3 separate regions of the Mus musculus genome follow, and all the other regions are linked to region 1. The links are chromatin loops, found by intact Hi-C in ENCODE. Cell type or tissue: left cerebral cortex. All regions are shown on one strand.

Region 1 (8,000 bases):
CACACAGATACACACACACAGATACACATACACACACGCACACACACATACACACACATACACACACGCACACACACATACATACACGGACACACACACAGGAGTGGGTTTTTAGGGACCGTTGCCAGCTTTACAAAATCAGCATCCTGTGACTTATATGAAAGTTAGCTGTAGATTTCTGCACTTAACAAAAGGTAGCCAGTGGAAAACAGATGTAAGTCGGATAGTAGAGTTCAAATTCGCTCAGGGTCAGTCTTGGTGTCTAAGTGATATTCCAGGGTCGGGGCGATAACAAGTTTGTTCATTTTACCTACCAGTGTCCACACCCTTTAAAAAATGGCTTCCCCTCCCCCAGTAACTATCAACTGCCAGCATTTCGTCAGCTAGGGATGGAGCCATGTGAGCACCAGCCACATGCATGCTGGGATGTTGATTGGCTTAATCTTGTGCAGGCAACACGGCTGCTGTGAATTCATGGTTGCAGTGGCCTTGAGGTATCCAGATAATGTGAGTTCATCTCTGCAATGAACTCTACGGCACTTTCTGATCCACCTGCTCACTCGTTCTTCCTATGCCCTCTTCCACAGTGTTTCCTGATCCTGGGGGAGGTGGATACATTGTCTCGTTCAGGGCTAGACACTCACAGATCATTAATTCCCAGCACTTTGACTAGTCACGAGTCTCTGCACTGACTGCTGCCCACTGCAGAAAAGAAGTCTGTGACCCAAACCGAGAACAGCGAGAACAGCGTCACTTTCTGGATATAAACACAAAGACTTCAAAGCCTTCTTAACAGTATCTCCATCTAACAATTGACAATTTTTGCTTGGCATTTGAGACAGGCTTTTGCTGGGAGGCTCCGGATGGCTTCAAACCTGAGATTCTGCCTCGGCTTCCCAAAGGCAGGGATTACTGGTGTGTACTCACCGCGAGTGGTGCTTTGTGTCTTGTGAAATGCACCAGTTGCATTTCATAGAGGAGACTGCTGAGGCACAATGGCTCCAGACTTCTAAGACAGAGACACTGAGCCTTGCATTTTTGAAGGGGGAACACTTTGAGACAGACTCCTCCAAGTTGAGCAGAGAAGGAGCGGGAATCTCTGTGTGCTGTGGTGTGGTGAACTTTTGGTGGTAACCAGGGCTGAGGGCCAGGAAGGTGCTGTGGCTCTCAGCGTTGCTGTGTGTCAAGAGTTCACTGCCAGGGTTGGTTGGCAGCAAATCATCGGGTCCTGCTCGCTGTGTTTCAGCAGGTGAGGGGAAGGCACTGCCTCGAACTGTGTCTCTGAGCAAGTGCCTTCATGATAGCATTGAGATCTCCATTTCTAGAGGTCCCCAGAGCAGGAAGTATGGGCTGAGAACTGGACTTCACACTGAGTGGTAGGTGAGTTCAAGGACCTGACTCCTTGGTCCTGGATGACAGGAAGAGGACGGAGTGTGCCCTTAAGGATGGTGACTGTCTACAAACGCAAAGAGCAGACTGGGAGCTACAGAAAGCTCGGGCTTCATGCTTAAATACACTTTACAGTGATAGAAACGCCGCCGCAAGGCACAAGGTTCCACATGTGTACACATCATCGCTTGGGAAGCAGAGTGTCAACTTGGGCACAGTTTCCTATGTGGCTAAATGCAGTGACATGAGCTGCCTTTACCAGCAGACCAATGGACCGTGGACCATAGATATTGATGTCTTGTGTGTTTTGGTAATCAAGAGCAGGTTGTGAGTTCTCTGGTGCTGGGAAGCCCAGATAATGCCCTTTCCACTTAATGCTAGGCAGCAGAGGGAGGAGAGTGCTCAAAAGCTGGTATGCTGGTCTCTGTCCCTTGGTAACCACTGACCCCACCCCCAACCCCACCAAACACCATGTGGTTGCCCCACAAAGATCACAGGAAAGTTGTTTAGCATTATCTGTGTCTCCTGCCGGCTCCAGAGAATTGGTTGCTGTCACTTAGCCCAACGGTTAGCATTTTAAGTAGTTTCTATTGATTGAATGAACCTGCTCTTCAAGGAGGAAGAGCCTGCAGGAATGCAGCAAGGGGATTTATCTCAATCCCTAAGGCCTGACCAGGGCATCTACAAGATGTATTAGTGGGAAGCTTCAGGGGGTGTTTGACAACCCTGGGACGTGCAGATCTGTTGGGGGTGGTCCACATTTTGGAGCTACTCAAGCGTACACTTGGTTTTCAACGCCTTTAAAAGAAAATTCCTCGGGTAAGACTCTTCTTGCTCTTGTTTAAGGTTGACCATCTGGTCTGGAGTCTGTAGAAGTAAACATGACATTTAAGATCTGGTTCAAACCCCGTTCCCCATTGAAGTCCTTTCAATTTAGAGACTTGAGGTCACATTTGGATCCTCTGACTTGAGATCACATTTGGATCCTCTGACTTGAGGTCACATTTGGATGCTCTGACTTGAGGTCACATTGGATCCTCTGACTTGAGGTGATGAGCTTTGGGTCCTCCAAGAGCTTTGTCTAAAGTCCTTTTCACTTCTGTTTTTCTTTGGAGGAGAGTGGAGGCCTGGGACTGGGGATGGGATGGGTGGGAGGTTGTCACACCACCATGCTTTGTGGCATGCATGTCCCTTTAAGTCCTTTCCTGGGTGCCTGACTACCCACCCCACCTTCCTGTTCCTGGGAGGGAGACATACCCACTCAGTCCTCAGTGGTTATTCGGAGTTGCTGAGAGTCTTTTCAGCCAACGAACAGGGTGGCATATGAAGGGGAAGGGCTGGGACTTATTATAAAACACATTCATTTTGGTTTGAATGTGGCAGAGGATGCAAATAGTGCCAAAGAATTCACCCTTCCAGTTCCAGTTTATCTCCTTGAACCTCTCCCATGTGCAGTTATCCCACACACCTCGTTTCCTTTATGTTTCTTAATAAATTAATTCATCCCACAAGTATGAGAATGTCCCCATACTTCCAGGGGTACAGTCCAAGATTCTGAGACCCCTGAGAGATGTCTGGTGTCATTGCCAGTGACTAACACACTCTCTCTGTGCATATATATATATATATATATATATATATACATATATACATATATAATATATGATATATACTATGTATGTACTATATGTGCACATATAATATATATAATATTACATATAATGTACAATATATTATAATAATATATGTTAAGGGAAGATTGTAGTAATGAGCACATATTTAGGAAGCACAGATTGTGGCTAAATGGTATTTAAATTCATTCCAGTGACAAACTGTCACTTGGAGCCTGCCTAGGAAATTGCTACTCCTTGCCTTTAAATTTATTTTCTATGATTTCCCAAAGACTGGACTCTTTTCTTCCTGGCGATTACAGTTTAGTCTGTTGTACAACAACCTGAAGGTGAGAGTTCTTTAAGAACAAGAATGAAATCTTCAACTCGCTGCTTCTGCGATATCGCAGCAACACTTAAAGTAATTTTCGAGTCAGTTGAAAACCATTTTAATGTGCAAATTAAAATTAAAATTAAAAAAACCCATTTGAAAATTGGCCATTGGAGCAGCAGCCGCCTCTGTATTGGCTCTCTGGATGAAAATTGGGGTCAGCAAGGAAAGGGTCTCAGAAAGGAGAGTGTGTCACCTTAAAATGCAGTCTCTCACCTGCTAAATAAAACATGGACAGAAAACAAGCAATGTAAAGTTACTGTATGCTGTGACATCACGGAGCACAACAGGTCCAAAGGTGTTAGGGCACTTGTAGGTGCCTGAAGAGTCCAGAAGAGGGCGCTGGATCCCCTGGAACTGGAATTATAGGCAGCTGTGGGCAGCTCAGTGGTGGATGCTGGAGATTGGAACGCAAGTCCTCTGCAAGATCAGAATGCACTCTTTTTATTTGTTTGGGAATTGAACCCAGATCCTCTGGGAGATCAGCCTGTGCTCTTAACCACTGGGCCATCTCTTTAGCTCGTATATATGTGCTTTTAAAAACAGATAGACAAGAAATATACCAGCATGTTCACAGGCTTTATCTGTCTCTCTTTGTGGTTGCTTGGAGCTGATTTAGGATCCGCTGTAGATATACTCCCGTACGTTCTAAACACAACAAAATATATCAATTGTGTGAGAGAGCACAATATATTACAAGTCTTCGGAGCAGGTCATAAATATCACAAATATTGGAGTACGTTCCCCTTGCTGCCAGGCAAGATATTTTCAGATCCAAAGACTGAGTTGCCTTTGAGTGGATCAAAGCCTGGCATGGGCAGGGATGGACTCTGAGCGGGCGGCAACTCCTGCGGCTGACTGCCGTTTCTATGACTGTTCAGTAAGTACGCGGAACGCCTCAGAAACGTTTCATTCCATCTGCTCTAGTCGTTTATTTAGCATGTGTCTGTCTGTTGCTGCGATTAAACACTGACCAAAAGTGACAGGGGGAGGAAGGATTTATTCCCTTTACTGGTTACAATCCATCACTGAGGGAGATTCGGGGCAGGAACCTGGAGGCCATAATTGAAGTAGAGGCCATGAAGGGGTGTGGCTTGCTAGCTTGTCCCTGGCTTGGCTCAGCTACCTTTCTGATACAGCTCAGGCCACATGCCTGGGGACTGTACCCGCACTAGGCTCCATCAGTCAGCAATCTGAAAATGCTCTACCGCCTAATTTGTTGGAAGTGACACTCCAGGAGTGTCAGTCTGACAACAAAACAACCAGGGCATGAGGCATGGAGTTGGAGGGCGAAGTGGGGGGACTTTAATTGTGTCACAGACAGGAAAATGGAAGGAAATTGGAGATGCCAATGGCCAGGATGGGGGATGCCAAGAGACAGCTAAATATGGGGTAGAAGGAGAAAGGGCAAGAGCGGAGAGCTTTCTCTCCCTCCCTCTCCTTCCCCCTCCCCCCTCCTCTCTGTCTCCCTCTCTCTCAGACTGTTGTCTCATCTGACTTAACTTTGCTATAGTTTATGCTTAAAACATCCTGGAAATTTGATATAACCACACATGCATACACACATTCATACAACATGCAAACACACATACATACATATGCATGCACACACACATTCACATACATGCACAGGCATACACACATACACATCTGCACACACACATCTGTAAACACATGTGCACACATACATACACATGCACATGCACACATATGTACACACATACACACATGTACACACGTGCATGCACATATACCTGTGTGTACACACCCACACACATGCACTGCCATGTACACATACATATCTGAACACACATGTGAACACACACACACGAATGTACACACATATGTACACACATAGGCATGCACACACACATATACACACACAATTGAGGACGTTATTGGAGTTGCATAGGCTTAGCTGGGGATGTAGCTCAGTTGGCAGAAGCATGAAGGAAATCATGGGCTTGATCTCCAGCATCACAAAAAACAGGTGTGGTAGCACGTGCCAGTAATCTTAGCACTCAGGAGGCGGAGGCAAGAGGAGCAGAAATTCAAGGCACCCTTGACTATTCAGTGAACTTGAAGCCACAAGAAACCCTGTCTTAAAGAAGGAAGGAAGCAAGGGAGCAGGGGAGGGAGGGGGGCATGGAGGGAGGAAGAGAAGAATGAAAGAAAGAAAGGGGAGGGAAATAAGTACATAAGCGTTTGGAAGCCTCTTAGGTAGAAAACACACGGAGGGACAGGGATGGCCTCTGACGCATGTGACCCACTCATCCTCTCGGGACCAGGATGAATGGATGGACAAGGACGGTATTGTTTGCACATGCTCATCTCGGGAGACCTCCCTGGGTTACTTCTGGCCGAGACCAGGGAAAGTCAGTTAGCCTGAGAAGGGTGATTTAGGACTTTGAGTCAAAAGGATTTGCTGACGGGCTGATGCATGTTTGCTCCCGAGTAGGTGCAAACCAGGGTCACATGGCCTGTGTCCTGGAACTGGCTGCAGAGGGCAGAATTCCACCCAGCTACGCGGTTCCATTTCTCCACACAGCTCCACTGCAGAAGCAGATGGACTTCTGGAGCAGGTCGGTGGCGGGGAGGATTACAGCCAGGCCCCTGCCGCTGTGCATTCCTGGGCTTAGATTCTTGATAGGCACAGGGAACGTGTTCCTGTCAGACTGAAGGCGTTCAGAGTCCACAGACTTTGGCAGGTGTGGGAGGTTCATCTGCTGTTACTTTACAGCTCCTGTAGGGACCTAATAGCCTGGTCATTAGAATTATTTCTCTCCCAAGATGATTAGTAGGATTTTCTTACTAGAGGAAGGGACCTTGGCAGACAGCTTCGCTGAAAGTGTTGGGAGGGCTACTAAAGAACTTGCTCTGACCAATGGCCACTCACCTCGCATGCTCTGACCAATGGCCACTCACCTCACAGGCTCTGACCAATGGCCACTCACTTCGCATGCTCTGACCAATGGCCACTCACCTCGCATGCTCTGACCAATGGCCACTCACCTCGCATGTTATGACCAATGGCCGCTCGGGTCTCCAGGGAAGGCGTGTCTAATCCAGAGCCTGAAGATTTGCACACCCCCAAGGATAGTTACAAATGTAGCTCAGTGAACATCCGTAGGCTTTATGGGATTGCATTTCTACGTTTTTGAGGGGGTAACTTGACGGTGAAATTCCCAAGCATGAACTCTGCAAATGACAGTTTCGTGTCGTAAGGTCAAATGTTTGGAATGCGCCTGGGCTCTAACTTTCTCTGATTCCATGTGACCGGAAGCGAAGCACTAACCCGCAATCGTATGAGATCCAGCGTATCTAGCTGTCTCATAGGTACAGCTAGAGAATTTTGTAGCTTTGATGATGACTTCCTTGAGGTAGGACCACACTGTATCTATCATCCTTGTTTATAGAGCACAGGCACACACCTCTTTAAGCTATGTAGTTAATAGTTTTATACCTAGAACTATGAGGCTGCAATTACGTGCAGAACATTTTTACTATCTGCCAAGAAAACCCTGTCTCCTTCGCACATTGGGGACGTCTGCTTCCCCCAGGGATTCACCTCTCCTGAGAATTTCATGTAAATGGAATTATATGGCTATGATGTTATTTAGAGTGGCTTCCTTCACCAAGTGCAATTATTTCAGGCTCATACATGTGAGCACGTGCATCGGATCTACTTTTGCTTTTTATGACAATCTGATTTATTCTTTAAGATTTATTTATTTTATGTGTATGGGTGTTTTGCCTGCCTATACGTCTGTGCACTGTGTGCATGAAGTACCCACGGAGACCAGTAGAGGGTGCCATGTTCCTTGGAAGTAGAGTTACAGATACTTGTGGGCAGCCATGTGGTTGCTGTGAACGGGACTCCTCTGTAGGTTCAACCAGTGCTTTTAAACTCTGAGATGTATCTACTGATATTTTTGTTAATGTGTTTATGGTTCATTGCCTGCTTTTTACAACCCTGGGATGAGAGACTTGGAAGAACCAGCAACTCTTTCAGGCAGCATGGTGCTTTTAGTACATTTGAGGCCCCATGGGCCGTACAGGTTGGTTGACTGCCTTGTGTATTTCATGTCACTGTACAGCATCAGGAGTCTCTTAGCCTGGGTTAGAAAGAGCCCTGTGTGTGTCCCTATAGCTGGGGGTGGGGAGTGAGAGGTTAACAAGGAATTTGTGGTCTTCAGGGGGCAGGTGAGCACCTGAGGGGCACTAGCAAATGAAGATCAGAATAAGAATCCAAGGCTGAGGTGAGGTAGCCTTGCCTAACCCTGTCAGGAGAAGTGGAGCAGATTTCAGGGCAGCGGGAGGGAGGGGCGAGAGGGTGGGGAAGATGAGGGAGTGAAGGGGTGGAGGAGATGGGGGAGTCATCAGGTGGCTGAGAAGTGGAGAGAGGCCCTCTGGTCTCGGAGCAGAAGTGCAATGGCATCCAGTCATGGGTGGAAGTGGCTGTACCGAGAGGTGAAGGCTGTGGTGAGACCTGGGACTAGAGTGTAGGAGAGAAGGGACCACCACCTCCAAGCAGCCCGGTCTCGTTGCTTGGCAACACTTGGTTCTCAGCTGGTTAAGTTCAAAGACTGGGCTAATTCTTCCAACTTGGA
Region 2 (8,000 bases), 110 kb before region 1:
GCCTCCAAGCCCAGACCAACCAGCTAACAAGCCAGCTAACAGTTCTGTAGTTTTCATAAAAAACGGAAATAAAAAGGCTCATTTCGTTTACCGTGTCGTCCAAGCACATCAGTCTCTTTATTAGATTTATCTTTATTAAAGAATCGTTCAGTGTGTGTGTGTGTGTGTGTGTGTGTGTGTGTGTGTGCGCATGCATGTTTGTTGCGGTGTGCCTGTGGTGCCAGAGGACCATGTCTGAGAGGTGGTTCTCTCCTTCCACCCTGTGCATTCCAGGGATTAAGCTGAGGTCCTCAGGTTCCTGAGCAAGCACCTCCCCCCCCACACAGTCACCCCCACCAGGCAAGCATTCATCTATTCAAATGAGGAGCGTTCTTGAACTAGTTCATTATATTGACTTGTGAAAGGAAAATTACCACTATCAACTGCTTTTCCGTTTGAGAAAGAAACCACCAAAAGAAACAATAGGTGAAGTTTCCATGTGTGGCGCCTAGACCTCTCTGTTGTCATTAAGAGCCTGGTCACAGCTTCTCCCACCACTACCTGTGGATGAATATTCATAACAAGGGATCCTATCTTGCTGAGAGCCCAAGAGAAGGAAGATTCTGTGTTCAATCGATTTAATCCCATTTCCTCCGGACAGCAAGCCAGCCACCGAGATGAGAAATTTGAGTTGTTCTTTTTCTCTTCATAACTGTGGGTACACTGGGTGCCTCTGACTTTCAGGGTGAAACTTTAGCACCTCACTAGAGAGATGGAGTTGCAGAAGGTATGCTGCCTGGAAGATGTTTTGATATAGATGAAGGATTTAGATGCAAGCATCCCTCAGGCTGCCGGGCTGCCTTTTAAGGAGATTGGCCATTTGGTTTAAAGAAGTTCTTTCATCATATGGAAATACATTTCTGAAGCTAAATTCATTTTAGCGGGACAGTCACACACAGGATCAAGTGTGTGAAAGGAAGATCGGATATTCTGTTGGCCTTTAATATTGAAGCTTAATTTTCAGAGATCTTTTTTTTTTAGACGAAGTTGAATACTATAAGATGAAAAAAATTTATTGGTCTATTGCTCCAATATTAACTCAACAAATGGGTCAGCTTCCTGTGTGTAAAGGTCATATGTTCCAGAGAATCTGTAATTTTGATTTTAGATTAGCGTCAGGCATATGAATTCAAAAATAAAGGTTCTCATTTTATCTGCTTCAAGGTTCAAGCTGAGAAATATGCAGGCATATGATCTGAATTCCGACAGAGAATATGAGAGCTATTTTAATGGCTTCTTACTGCTCCTTCACGCACATGCCGTGAAGACTCTACTAGGTTTCAGGATGATAGGGTAACCGAATGCTAGGAGTTCAAGTTTCGAAGTCAAGGAAAAGTGCAAAGCAGAAACTGGCACAGTTGGCAGAGATTTGACACGAGTCTCTCCAGAAGCTGAGGTTGAGACTTTCTGATTTGTGCAAAGCTCCACAGTGGCTCCCAGGAACATCATTATCATTATATTTAGTGTGTGTGTGTGTGTGTGTGTGTCTGTGTCTGTGTGTGTGTGTGTCTGTATGTGTGTCTGTGTGTGTGTGTCTGTATGTGTGTGTGTGTCTGTCTGTGTGTGTGTCTGTGTGTGTGCATGTGCGCATGAGTGCAGTTACTAATGGAGTCCAGAAGAGGGCATCAGAACCCATGGAGTAGGCTGTGACCCTCCTGCCTGGGAAGCTGGGAACTGAACTCTGTTCCTCTGCAAGCACAGCCAGTGCTCCTCCCCACTGCGCCCTCTCATACCTGCCTCTCCATCGATGCGTTTGCTTTCACAGCCGACGTTCTGAATGGTAACAGAATGCTAGTGGTTCACACCTTTGCAGGGTCCTAAAAATAAATATGATGACCATGTGTTGAGACATGAGACTTTTTAGTAATTCTGGTTTTTCAAGAATGCATAAAAAGTCTCTCTGTGTGTCTGTCTGTCTGTTTAAGAGGGAGGGGCAAATATTCATTCATATATTGTGTTGTTTTTTTTTTTTTTTTAAAGACTGTCTCCAATAATGTCACTGACCTTTATCTATGTACTGGGGACCTTGGACAGGGACAGGGCATGCTCACCCATATGCACCCCCATCCGCCATTTGTCACTGTCTTTGTATGTTTTTCTTAGCAGGAAAGGTGACCAGGGACCATAATTACTCAGTCTAAAAAATTTTTCGGATCTCTTGGTGACTGAAACAAACTTTACTACTTTATGGTTGGTGTCATCGTTAAAGCCATTTTAATAAAGAGCACAGGTAACTCGGGCTTTTAGGGACATCTCTGCCAGTATCATCAGCTGGAGTATGGAACAGTTTCCCTGCACATTGTGTTCACCAAGGAAGCAATAGTGGGTCCAGACTACATGGAGGGAAAGCTCCATTTTGGATTCATGTGCTTGTGGAGACAGAATATCACGGGCCAAGAATATGCATGCATTTCCCTTGTTAAAAGTTATATAAACCTGTCACACTAATATGAAATTATTATTTTAGTCTATCCCCATCTTTCTCCTAAACATTAAAAAATTAATATGGCTATAAGTAGCACATATGTAAAATATCACCTGCAGCAATCTCTGCCTGAAAGCGTACCCTTCTTCCATAGCCCTGGGTTCCACATACATGGAACCAACCAACTGTGAACCCCAGAAACTCATCTGAAATTGCACCTGCTCTGGAAGGGTACAGATGTTTTCACGTTGTTACTTCTTAAACAACCCAGGATAACAACTATTTACACAGCATTTGCATTTTGCTGAGTACTCTGTGTCATCCGGAGGTGATTTGAAGTACCCAGGGGGATGTGCGCAGGTGGGATGCTGAGTTCTGCATCATTGCTGTCTCAGGACATGGGCTTCCACAGATCACCATCTCTGTAGAGAGCCTTGGGGCCCATCTGTTGTGGATACTGAAGGACAGCCATTGCTGTGTTCTATGGTGATCACGTGATCTTCAGGACTGTATTTATGATGTCTGTGTTGACTTGATAATTAAAGCACTGGAATTGTCCCTCATGAGAAGGGACACCTAGGCTGTTCAGCATTGGCCGTGGCTTTTACTATTTCCCTGGAATGGTTTGTTTATGGGGCTAGAGAGTTCGGATATCCTATGTCTTTGACACATATTATGTTGGCTTCCTTTGGGGTCACGGGCATCTAAACTCCTGCCTATGCTGTCTGAAGGGATAAATATCAATGTTTAAGATGGCAAGTTGAGAGACTGAGGAGACAGCTGAGCCATTCAGGTGTTTGTGTGGAATACAATAGGGTATCATGAGAACTACGTGGGACCTAATAGGTCACCAGTAAAGTAAGCAAGCCTGCAAACGGGGTCTAGGGAAATGGGCAGGTGACCGGTGATATAGTTCTTCCAAAAATACGGCTGTTTGTTAGCTGACTGCTTTTCAAATCCATTCTCTGCCATCCCAAAGAAAGGCCAGAAATTAAGAGAAAAACCTCCCAGAACAGTGAGTTCATTCAACCGAGACTCAGTTTAGGGCAAAGTTTCTCTTTTGGCGGCATCATTGACATGGACGTGGGAATGTGCAGACTGAATGAGACGAGCATCGCTCTCATCCCTAACATCTGTGGCCAACAGCATTAACATTCCCAACCCGCTGGTGAAGCTGACGTCTGTTTTGTCCTCATCCCTGGGCAGGTGATGTCACCGGGTCATCCTTATAATCCTCTTGTATGTTTCAGACCTTAGCATGAATCCCACATGTGCTTGCACATGCACACAGTGCTTGGCGACATCTGTGTTGTAGAACCTCTGTAAATTCTTTTGTTCATTTATGACTTTCACTATAATCAGAGAAAAATTAAGAGCGCACACTGCAAGGATGAGCAGCGCCATCTCCGGCACATCGATAATCGACCTCAATGATGCCTGCGGACATTCTGACTTCATTTATTCCAGAACTGGGAAGGAGACACTTGGCATTGATTTATGAATTCTGGGCAAATTCCGATTCCTGAGTGAAGGCCATGATTACAGTTTGCTCATTAAGCTTGCAGATGACAGGCATTGGGTTTGGCTTTGTGGCTTATATCCCGTTGTTCACGCTCTGTGTGTGTGTGTGTGTGTGTGTGTGTGTGTGTGTGTGTGTGTACCAAAGGCTGGGAAGACTCATTGGCAGAGTGTGCTCTGGGTCTGTACATGGTGAGCAGGCATCTCTGCCTCTCTGTGGGATATGCCTGGCACTGTCAGAAACCACAGGAACCACAGATCAATTTAATAGTCACACTGCCAGCAACCAAATGTTCTAGAACTTTATAATAACTAAAGCACTTATATGATAGGTAATGCACTCCATTTGTGCAGCCACAGATTTCATTCATTCATTCATTCATTCACTCACTCATTCATTCACCCACTCACTCATTCACTCACTCACTCATTCACTCATTCCTTCACTTACTCATTCACTCACTCATTCATTCACTCACTCATTCATTCATCCACTCATTCACTCATTCATTCGTTTTCCTTTCATTTATTCAGCATCCTTTGTTCACTGAGGAGATACTATTTCCAACTCAGATCTTGCTACCCCAGATAACTTAGACTCGGAATAAAGCAGCAAATAGATGAAGGGTACACATGGGTCCTGTGATCGACACTCGTTTAACCAATCACTTTTTTGTTTCCATAACAACTGGTACAAATTCAAGAGCCATCTTATAATTATACAGTGTTCACAGCTCTAGGTTCTAAAATTAAAAGTTTAAAAATGATGCACAACAAAAAAGACTCGCCATCATCTTTCTCTCAGAGAGTCACTTAGTTCCCTCCAGGGCGGCCATTAGCTCCCTGCACATCTTCCCATCCATACTGCTGACTTATGTCAGTCTGTCCACGCACACATATGTCTGTAGGTTTTCACATGGGTGTCACGTATGCTCCATTTTCTTCAGTGACATGTACTGATACACTATACATTCTCTTTTTTACTCCACACAGATTTCTCCACACGATTAGAGGTCAGTCCCTTCCTGTCCCCAGATGTCCCCATTTAGCTATATTAAATATTATATGTATTATAAATCTTTATGAATGTTATTGATTTTTATTTTTATTGACAACAGTATTGGACTAGGTATGTTTGTGGATAATTTTTAATAACTAAAATTATGAGTTTAAAATGGAGTGATTTTTTTTTTATGGCTATCAGAAAATATGTTTTGAATGACAGTCTGGTGGTATTGATCCACACTGTGTTTGTGACACCTCTGTCTCATGTGTAAAGAGAGATAGAGGTGTGTGTTTGTACATATGTATATTTGTATGTTTATATGTATGTATATGTGTATGTATGTGTGTATGTATGTATGTGTCTGTGTATGTGTGTATGTATGTATATATGCATGTATGTGTGTATGTATGTGTGTATGTATATATGTATGTATATGTGTATGTAAGTATGTATGTATGTGTGTATGCATGTGTGTGTATGCATGTGTGTGTATGTATGTGTGTATATATGTGTGTATATATGTGTCTGTGTATGTATATATGTATGTATGTATGTATGTATGTATGCATGTGTGTATGCACTCTCATTTGTACAAAGAAACCAATAAATGCAGAGCAACCCAATGAGAGACACTGGTATGGAGGTGGGAAGTCGGAGTGATGGGAGCCAGACTGGAGAGACTTCTGAAATCACTTTTAATTTTGGCCTATATGACTCTACTAATTTTAAAAAGCTTTCTTTTTCTTTAAAGACGAAGTTAAAAGTTTAAATTTGACTTGCTGTTATACTGCCATTTTCTATATATGGTTTAAAAAGCTTAAGGTTTTTATTTTTGCGGCTGGTTCTGGGAGGTAGAGTGCCATCAGGCGGAAGGTGACCATCAGAAAGCAGACAAGCTGGGGTTGGCCTGGTGGGTGCGAGCGAGCAAGTGAGCGCTTGTCACACAAATGTGAGGACCTGAGTTCAATCCTCAACACTATTTAAAAGCCTGGCCCGGTGCTTAGGCACCTGTCACCTGAGCAATGTGGGAGGTGGAGACAGGAGGATTCCATGGAGGTTGCCAGTGCTAGTCAGACTGCAATGTAAGCTCCACACTCAGTGAGAGACCCTGTCATAAGGGAATGATGTGCCGGGGAATAGAGCAAGGACGTGGTGTCCTCTGGTTTCTGAATGTAGGTGTGCATCTAGCACACACACACTCACATACACACACACACTCACATACACACTCTCACACATGTACTCACACATATACACTGACACATATACATGAGCACACACATACACACACACATTCACACATGCACATGCATGTACTCACACACACACACTCATATGCACACACTGACACACAGGTACACACATACACACATGCACATACATACACATGCATATGCATGCACTCACATACCCTCACATGCACACACTGACACACACACACACACATACACACATACATACTCACACACATGTACACTCACATACGCACACATCCATATACACTCATACACATGTACACACACATATACACACACTCACACACATGCACACATATAGATGGTCTAGCCATGGGAGTTGAGCATTGATTGGCTCTAATTATTTTGCCTGATTCTCTGCAGATAATGGAGAAACAGTACCTTTCTCCCAGTTGTCAGTAATTCCCACGTCAGCTCCATGTGGGCGACTCTACGGGCTGATTTTTCTTTCATTTAAATGTTTTGCTCTTATTTGTGCCAATGGGGAGACGTGAGCATCAGCTTAGAGTCGAGACATGCTTAGTGTTAGGTCCAACACTGGACTTCAGAAAGACTTCTAGAGGAAGGATTGGTGACAAGCTGGAACCTATGTGGGTGGCTGGGAGAGCCCATTTCTCAGAGCCTCCAACCCAACAACTTCAGCAATGTGATCTCCTTTGGAGGGAGGAGGCTTGTCAGTGTGGACTGTAAGAGGCACCTGGCTCAGCTTTCCTAGGGGTTGATGGCAATGTGGTGGGCATTGGAGCAGGTGCAGCTCTAAGTCAACCCGGCAAACCACCACAGCAGATAATGCTGCAAATAGCAGCTGTGGTGTGCATTGCAGGGACCTCTCCACTGGTGCAAACGGTATGGCTGCTTTCTTCCACCTCCTGCATTATATGGGATTCTAAGACCCATGCAGGAAAGACATTCCTTCCAGAGGTGAAGTTCCGCCTTTTACTGAGTTGACATAAAACAAATCTTTCACAGTAGATAACTATACAAGTACAGTGAAAACCCAACTGTATGATTAGATTCCACTTAGAAGCATTGCTTAGTGAAGGTTCCAAACTCAAGGTTCCCACTACTGAAAGCGGATATTGGCAAGGTTTGGGGACAGGGGCTCTTAAATTACTATTACCAAGTAGAGGGAACGTTCTCCTTGGCTCAACCCCAGGGCTGGCACTCACTGTGAGGCTTTCCGGAGTCGCTGCCTCCTTGCATGGTAGAGATGAGACTGTATAGTGTTTTGAGTGGTTTCCTGTGCCCTTTCATGTTTTTAGTGAAGGAAGGCGAAGGCAGAGAATAAGATGTTAGCAGAAGAGGGAAGATTACAGCCCCGGAATGTGTGTGTTCCTCTCCAGACCCACTTGACTGAAGACTCAGCTGGCCACACACCAAAGGCAAAGGCTGTCTGCAGCAAAGACTTGTGGGCTTTGAACAAATGGATGGGACGAAAAACTGTGGCTTGGCTCGTATCTCTGAAAGGTTGTTGCTCTCTCTTATCTATGAAAGGACTCTGAGGGGCTGCTGTGCGGATGTCACAGTTCTGAGTTTCTGGGATCTGTTTGTGGAGGAAATTTGCCAGATTCTTCTTTTTCACATTTCCCCTGCACCACACGTGGCATCTCTGAGTCCTCCGAACCCTTGAATTTGTGCTACCCCCACATCTGGCAGTGTGGTCAGAGTTGGCGCTGCAATTTATCAGCAGTCTGATTTGAGATAAGCCACCGAGATCGTCTCCTGATGGGATATTATTCTTGCGGAGTCTAGGAGC
Region 3 (8,000 bases), 99 kb before region 1:
TATATCTAAAAGATTTGCCTTTCGTTGTGTGTGTATGAGTGTCTTCTTGCACAACATGGTGTCCGGTATCTGTGGAGGCCAGAAGAGGGCATTGGGTCCCCTGGAACTGGAGTTACAGATGGTTGTGAGCTGCCATGTAGATGCTGAGAATTGAACTGGGGGTTCTCTAGAAGAGCAGCCAGTGCTCTTAACTGCTGAGCCATTTCTCCAGCAGCCCACCTACACACACACACACACACACACACACACACACACACACACACAGTACAGTGCCAATGTACAACCATGTGCTTGTACACATTAGTTTACTAGATTCAAAAGGAGACTATGCCATTTCATGTTGAATTTCAGGTGACAGTTATGCGTGATTTGTGGCTAATCTCATTGAATCGGCCAAAGTTGTAAAGTCTGAACTTTGTCTGAGTCTAAAACCCTGGTGTATAGTAGTGACTAACTGGAAAGAGAGGAAAATATGATGTAAGGAGAGAAATGTTGGAGAGCTTTCACAGGGGGCTTACATGGCACCCGCCTGGCCTGGTTCCAGAGTGCATGTCTTAATCTCAGATCTGTAGCCCATCTATCCTCTCTGTTCTTGGCTCGCTCACCCTTACGTCACCCTGGGGGTATTGCATGGGATTGGAAGGCTGCCTGGATTTATGTGCTCATTGGGCTAGAATCGCTCCCCCACTTAGGGGCATAGCATGTCTCCAAACGTGGTGACTTGGTTCTATAGCTGGGCCTCTGGAGTTGAGAGAGTACAACTGTTCAAATGGGAATGGGTCAGTAGGCTCAGCCAAACTGGATCGACATTTCTATCCATGGTGACAAGGACAGAGTAGCATGGTAACCAGATTTGTGGTTACAATCTATACTCCAAAAAGCCGCGCTCAGCTACCTGCCCTGGAGGACCCAGTTGAAACAGCTGAATATAGAGTAAAAAGCAGAGAAAAGATTTATTCAGTGTGGCCACATGGGGGACAGGGACAAAGAGATGCAGTGACCCTGTCCCATCCATCTTTGGGATTGTAAAGCGACGTTTAAAGATACATAGAGAAGAGCCAGGACCTGGTTCAACAGCTGGGGGGCACGTACTGGTCTCAAAGAAGACTTGGGTTTGACTTCCAGGTAGCTCACGGCAATCCGCAACCCCGGTTTCAGGGGATCCAACAGGCACGCACAGGGCACACATGCATGCATTCAGGCAAAACATTTATACACACAAAATGAAAATAAATAAACCTAAAAAGAACAGAGAGACAGAGAGAGAGAGAGAGAGAGAGAGAGAGACAGACAGAGAGAGACAGAGAGAGACAGAGAGACAGAGAGACAGAGAGACAGAGAGAGAGACAGAGACAGAGAGAGACAGAGAGAGACACAGACAGACAGACAGACAGACAGGCGAGAGACAGAGAGAGACAGAGAGAGACACAGACAGACAGACAGACAGATGAGAGACAGAGAGAGACACAGACAGACACACAGACAGACAGACGAGAGACAGAGATCTAAGGAGTTCTGGTCTAGGTGCATTCCCGTCATTATAAAGGGTTCTGCTCTGGCTGGCCCAGGCTTTTCTTTTCTGGGATGGGATTTTCTGAGGAAACTCCAATCTCTTGGGACTCCCTGCTTTAATAGTCCGATAGCTAAAGAATAGCTTAGAATATATTCACTTCTTCCATGTACAGCATCTGTGTCCAAAGACAAAGCCAGCACTCTTCGACCCAAAGGCAGCCATCAGTGACAGTCTCTCTGAGTAGGATTTTTTTTTTCTACAGTGCAGAGCTGAGCTGAACACTCACATCTGCTGTGTCCTTAATCCCTGCCTTGACTGTTGGAGCTGGTAGCACCTCCTCCCAGCCGGAGGAAGTTCCCACACTTCTCCCTTCAGGTTAGCAGTATTGAAATGATGACCTCTTGGCTCCATGTCCTTGACCAAAGGGCCTAATTCCTGGACGCTCATGCTGACTCGTGTTTGAAATGGGATCCTGGTAGGCCACCTTAGAACTGCCGTATTAAGTGACTGCGGTGGTGTTTGATGCGTAATGGGCGTTGCACACACATCATTGATGTTGCCTTACTAATGCATTTAACTCATTCATGTTTCTGCAACACATACTTCCTCTGCCCAATGGATACAGCCAAAAAGAATGAAGGAGACCGGTGGCTCACCCGTGTCAGCACAGAGAGGAGGGTACACAACTCCCACCTCTAGCTGAGCAGCTACCCATAGGTGACCGTTGCTGGGGAAGGAGACCATTGCTTTAAGGACTGTTCCCGACTATTAAGACTTATCATTAGAGCCAAGCAGTGGTGACACACGCCTTTAATCCCAGCACTTGGGAGGCAGAGGCAGGTGGACTTCTGAGTTTGAGGCCAGCCTGGTCTACAGAGTGAGTTTCAGGACAGCCAGGGCTATACAGAGAAACCCTGCCTGGAAAAACAAAAAAACAAAAAACAACAAAAACAAAAACAAAACAAAACAAAACAAAACAAAAAGACGACTTGTCATTTTTTTCTCCAACTAGACCAGCAACAGCTCTCTTCTACAAACTAGTTCCACAGCCTTCACAATCAGCCCTGTCAGCTGGCTATCACGTGTGTGTTGAGGACATTTAACATCCAATTGTAACAGCTGGCAATGTCTTTGCCGTATCTCCGGGTATATAGCAAGAGGATATACCCAGAAGGGGAGGGAGCATCCTGGAGCTGTGAACTAATAAGTCACATTAATTACATTTCTGCTATGTTTACCTACACACAATTCCTAGCAAGTGAAGTAACACAAAGGGTGGGTAACTGACCTTCAGAGTGTGTGCAAGCATTGCGCTCCAATGCTCTGTGTTAGTCCTTTCATGTTATCTCTTGCCACGAAGGTGTTGGCAAAGCTCACAACACCATTTCTGTTACAAATGAGGAGTCTGAGGCTAAGCTATCACAGGGAATTTCCAGCTCACAGCTCCTATTCTTGAGCAAGGTCTCAGTTTACTTTTTATAATGAATTCATGGCACATGGATAAGTAAAATTAGATGGAGTTATAAGCTAAGCAAACAAGCCCACTCTGAAGCATCCGGAATGCTGCAAAACTGCTTCACGGATGGAGAGTTGTCAATCTCCGGACTGGTCACTATCTCCAGCCCACAGCAGAGTCAGTCCCAGCGCTCCCCATGATTCATCAGGCTGTGGACCGCTCACCTCGAGGTGGGGATGAGCTCGTTGCTTCTGACGGCAGTGCCTTAGGTTGCGTTATTGGCGAACCCTTTATTCCGGTTGGAGAATGCGTTCAGTGTGGAGGAAAGTGGCGCGTTAGTTTTGGAGAACCTGTGCTGAAATTCCTAGTTGGGTTTCTTAGTCTCAGAACCTCCCTTCCACAAAGTAGGAAGGAACGCGATCCGTAACCAGTAGGGCTGCTGGGAGTGGCATAGAAACAGATGGGTTACTAAGTCTACGTGGTCGATACGTGGTTGTTGCTCAGCAATGAGATGAGGTTGTTGAAGACTTTATTCTAGATACTGAAACGCTCAACCATCACAGGGCGATTAATTACTACAAATGTCGGAAGAGGCCTGGCTAGGGATGACCTCGCAATGGAGTCTTACGCTGTGGCACGGAAGGAATGGCCTCGCAATGGAGTCTTACACTGTGGCACGGAAACAGCTGCTTCTCGCTCGCAGTGGCACTTGGCTATGCTCAGCCTTGTCGGTTTTTCCACTTTTGGAAAGCAAAGGTGGATGGACATCTGATTTTTTTTTAATGTGAAATTTGATATAAAAGTTTTCTTAATGTTCCAGGGGTGGGTGGTGGTTAAATAACCCCAAATATCCACAGGGAGGGGACCGTCTAACCGCATCTGGTTTCTTCCTCCAGTGGATTGTGGAGCAGTTGATGCTCATTCAGAGATGAGTTGCACAGGGTTAGGACCAAAAAAAAAAAATAATAAAATTGTCAGAGGAAGAAGGAAACAGGAAGAGACTCCTGAGGTTGGAGAGGAGTGGACTGAACATTAATTAATAGTCTCCAGACATGTGGAGGGACTTTAAATAGGTGAAAGTGACTAAATCACCCCTTGTCTTCTTAAGAATATTACAAAGAAAATGGACTTGAGGCATAGTAACGTTTTGAAGAAACATGGGAAATTTTTCTGGGTATCAAGAACTCACCCCGTTTTAGACCAAAACCTTAATATTAAAAAAAATGATTTTTTTTTTCAAACCAGGGCAGAGGAGCAGGGGTTAAGTGACCGCACTGTGACCCCACCCCAAGCTTTGCTATTAGGATCCCTTACTCAGTGGCCGCCAGCCCTTCCCACTTGCTCTTCACTGAGGACAGTGTGACAGGACATGGTGGTGGCAGGACTGTGGGTGCTGGCTGTGTGAGAGGATTGTTCTGGCCCTCGAAAGCCGGGACCTGCAGGTGTGGGACACCTGACTTGGAATGCAAGCATCCTGGTGGCAGTTCCCCAAGTTACGTCTTCTGTTTTGACTGATGTTAACGTGACATTGCTCTCCTCCTTCATTATACTGGATAACTCTGTGCTAGCATGAGCATTCACCTCTTCCATTGTCAGAGAAGGTGAGCATTTCTGAGAGACGGTGGTCCAACTTCCACTTACAGAGTAGGAATCCCAGGGATTTCAGAAATGGCAGCCAAACCTTTTCATGCTAACTTGGGTTCAGGTATACCTTTAAAAAAATCAAACACTGGTGGAGTCTTACATATTCCTTTTTCTTTGCCAAAGAATTTGAAGTTATTTTAAAATATAGGGAGCATTGCCTGGCAACCATAGTGATGTGACTTTCTGAGAGAAGTTTTACATTTTCTTTTGCTACTGAAGGGGAGTTGGGAAAGAGCATGGAAGACAAGGCTCCTGGAGAAATGAAAGAACAACTGTCTCTCCGGGACCAGAGGTCACCCCAAACTGCTGTTATAAAGGACTGCTGATATGTGGTCCCTGTCAGAGGCAAGGGGGACTGCAGTCCAGGAACGCTGAACTGTGTTAATCTTGGCTCTGCTCAGTGTTTGAAGTGAGCTGAAAAACAAAACCTTCCCTTCTTCTCTCCTTCTTCCTTCCTTCCTTCCTTCCTTCCTTCCTTCCTTCCTTCCTTCCTTCCTTCCTCCTTCCTCTCTCCTTCCCTCTTCCTTCCTTCCTCCTTTCTCTTTCCGTTCCTCTTCCTTGCTTCTTTCTTCCTTCCTCCTTCCTACCTTCCTATCTTCTTTCCCTTTTCCTTCCTTCCTTCCTTCCTTCCTTCCTTCCTTCCTCTTTGCTTCCATCATTCTCTCCCTCTTTACCCCATCTCTTCTCTTTCTTTTCTTTCCTTCTTGTCTTCTCTTGCTTCCTTTCCTCCCTCTCCCCTCTTCCTCCCTCCCTTCCTTCCTTCCTTCCTTCCTTCTCTCCTTAAAGAATTGGTTATTTTGTTGTGCAGTGGTGGCATACGCCTTTAATCCCAGCACTTGGGAGGCAGAGGCAGGCAGATTTCTGAGTTTGAGACCAGCCTGGTCTCCAAAGTGAGTTCCAGGACAGCCAGGGCTATACAGAGAAACCTTGTCTTGAAGAAGAAGAAGAAGAAGAAAAAAAGAATTGGTTATTTTATTTCAGGTTCATGCATGCAGGCCTAACTGAGTGCATGTGTACCACAGGCCTGTTGCCCAGGGAGGTCAAAGAGAGCCCCGAATGCCCAGTACTGTAGTTCTGGATGACTGTGAGCCACTATCTGAGGATCAGGAAATAAACTAGGATCCCCTGCAAGAGCGACAATGGCCTCAACTGCTGAGCCATCTGTCCTGCCTCTCCCACTTTCTTAGAGTCACGGGCCACACAATGTTCTATAGATATGATTTCAAGCTCTGAATTTGGGATTATTACTGATTTGTTTTTCTTTATTTCTTTTTATTTTTTTATGAGATAGAATCTTATTCTGTTACCCAGGGTTGGTCTGGAACTCACTATATAAGCTGCTCTAGTTTTGTCCTTGAATTCAGTGCAGTCCCCCTGCCTCAGCCTCCGGAGGACTGGGATTAAAGGCATGAGGCATAACACTCATCTTGTTTGCCTTATTTTAACATCTGCTTCTTTTAACTGGGAGAAGAAGGCCACAGATCCAGTTGAAAACCTGCTCAGTTTCTGCCTGTCTTCAAAGTCAGCCCAGGTTCATAAGTTACCTGCTCAGGGGTCTGACACTGAGCTGGGCAGAGCTCCATGGGGCAGAGCGGGTACCCTGGGCAAAGGCTGCTACACTCAGGATACCCTCCCACACTCAAGGACAGAGGGCGGTTCGTTTCTGTCTGCCTTTCCAGTGTGTTTGTATGTGTGTGTGTGTGTGTGTGTGTGTGCATGAGTGTAAGTGAATGTGTGCAAATGTGTGTGCATGTGTACATATGTGTACATGGGTGTGTAAGTGCATATGAATGTATGTGTGTGAGTGTGTGAGTGCATTTATGCATGTGGGTCTGTGTGTGCATGTGTGTGCGCATGTGTGCATGTGTAGGTTTGTGTGTGTGCACACATGTGTATGCATGCATGTCTATGAATGCATGTGTGTGCATTTGTGTGTGTGTACATGCATGTGTATGTGCATTTGTGTATGTTGGTCTGGGAGTGTATGTGTGTGTAATTGTGTGTGCATGTGAGAGTGTGTGTGCATGTGTGTGTACACATGTGTGTACATTTGTGGGGGGTGTGCATGTATATGTGTAAGTGTATGTGCATGTGTGTGTATATGTGTGTGTACATGCATGCATTTGTGCAAGCATGTGTGTATATGTGAATGTGTGTGTGGCATGACTCATAAAAAAGCTGTTAATCAGGAAGTGTGACTTAAGCCAAGGAAGCCAGTGTGACTATGGTGCCCTACTAGGCTTTATCCATATAAAAGCATTGTCAGTTTGCATCCCTGAGGCAGAGTATGTGTTCATGGGATGCAGGCAAGAAGACCCCACCCTGGAAGTGTTCCTTTCAAGGTGATTAAATCTCTTCTGGCAAGAGAAGGGCAATGAAACTTAGCACTCTACATTTTATTCTTTTTATGAAGTAGCTTTCCAGGCCTGGCTGATCCCAGTAGTTCTGGGCGTGTCCCAGGCATAGCATGACTCACGGAAAGCCAGCTGCTGTCTTGGAGGGAAACCGTACTCTCCTGAGATGCTCTTTGGTGCCTCTCTTGGGAATGTGCCACTGGTCCAGCTCATGGTGTCTTTTTCTCTGACTCTTCCCTGTGCTCTGCCCCTTGAAGTCTCCTCACTCCCACTGGGAACATATGCTGCTCTGATATTTCATGACTAACCTTCATCTGCAATTAATGTGTGGCTTGTTCTCTCTGTGGAGGTTAAAGCAATATAATCAACGACAAGGTTACCATCTCTCTGGAATACCATTAGGCTTCTGTGTCCTCGACTCCTTCAGCCCCTGTGGTAATGTTTGCTCTTGGTTAACTTAATGTATTTGCAGATGATGTAAGGCATTTATATAAATGCATATAGCATTAGAAATGCAGTCATTTGGGCTATGTATTCTTTTTTATCTGTTTAGAGATAAGGTCCCACTATGTGGCCCAAGGTGGCATAGAATTTGTAATCCTGCCTTAGACTCCTGTGAGCTGGGATTTCAGGCCCACATCACCAATCATGGCTTGGCGTGTGCATTCTCTTTGTAAAGAACATCCTTTATAGAATGTTCCAGAAAAAAAAAACTTACATAGGGAAATCTCATGTATACTTCTAAAATAGAGTAAGCGCTGCAACATTGTCGTTGTGAAAAATTCCAAAGAATGCATATGTTCAGGTCCTCATTAGCTCTAATTGTCAACCTGACACAGCCTAGACATAGCCTCGTTGTCTGAGACAATATCCTTGATGGATAATTGAAGAATTGACTAGGTCAAGGTGGTCCTGCAGGCATGTCTGTGGAGGATCATCTTGATTATTAATTTGCCTAGGTTGGCCTATTGTGAGTGGTGCCATCCCTACACAGGTGGTCCTAGCCTTATATAAGAGAGCTCACTAGGCATGG

What was found. Peaks named below come from ENCODE experiments on the same cell type or tissue, not always from the same donor. Only the 100,000 strongest peaks of a DNase experiment are listed, where the experiment ranks them.
Region 2: a loop joins it to region 1, with 2.9 times the contacts of the local background. A loop is called at or near these places in 5 of 42 quality-filtered maps.
Region 3: a loop joins it to region 1, with 2.1 times the contacts of the local background. A loop is called at or near these places in 6 of 42 quality-filtered maps.

The regions. Positions count from the first base shown.
Region 1 is chr2:170,857,047-170,865,046 of GRCm38, forward strand. The region is part of intron 6 of Dok5 (docking protein 5); the gene reads left to right. Among named protein-coding and RNA genes, the nearest start is that of Gm35033, 85 kb to the left of the region's middle. In left cerebral cortex, CTCF peaks have their summits at 3,727 (motif pointing right) and 7,178 (motif pointing right); DNase peaks (open chromatin) are centred at 3,784, 4,206, 5,900, 7,220 and 1 more place.
Region 2 is chr2:170,744,990-170,752,989 of GRCm38, forward strand. The region is part of intron 1 of Dok5 (docking protein 5); the gene reads left to right. Among named protein-coding and RNA genes, the nearest start is that of Dok5, 17 kb to the left of the region's middle. In left cerebral cortex, no CTCF peak of the experiment used is centred here; a DNase peak (open chromatin) is centred at 4,643.
Region 3 is chr2:170,757,808-170,765,807 of GRCm38, forward strand. All of the region lies in intron 1 of Dok5 (docking protein 5), which reads left to right. Among named protein-coding and RNA genes, the nearest start is that of Gm35033, 14 kb to the right of the region's middle. In left cerebral cortex, a CTCF peak has its summit at 986; DNase peaks (open chromatin) are centred at 4,818 and 7,112.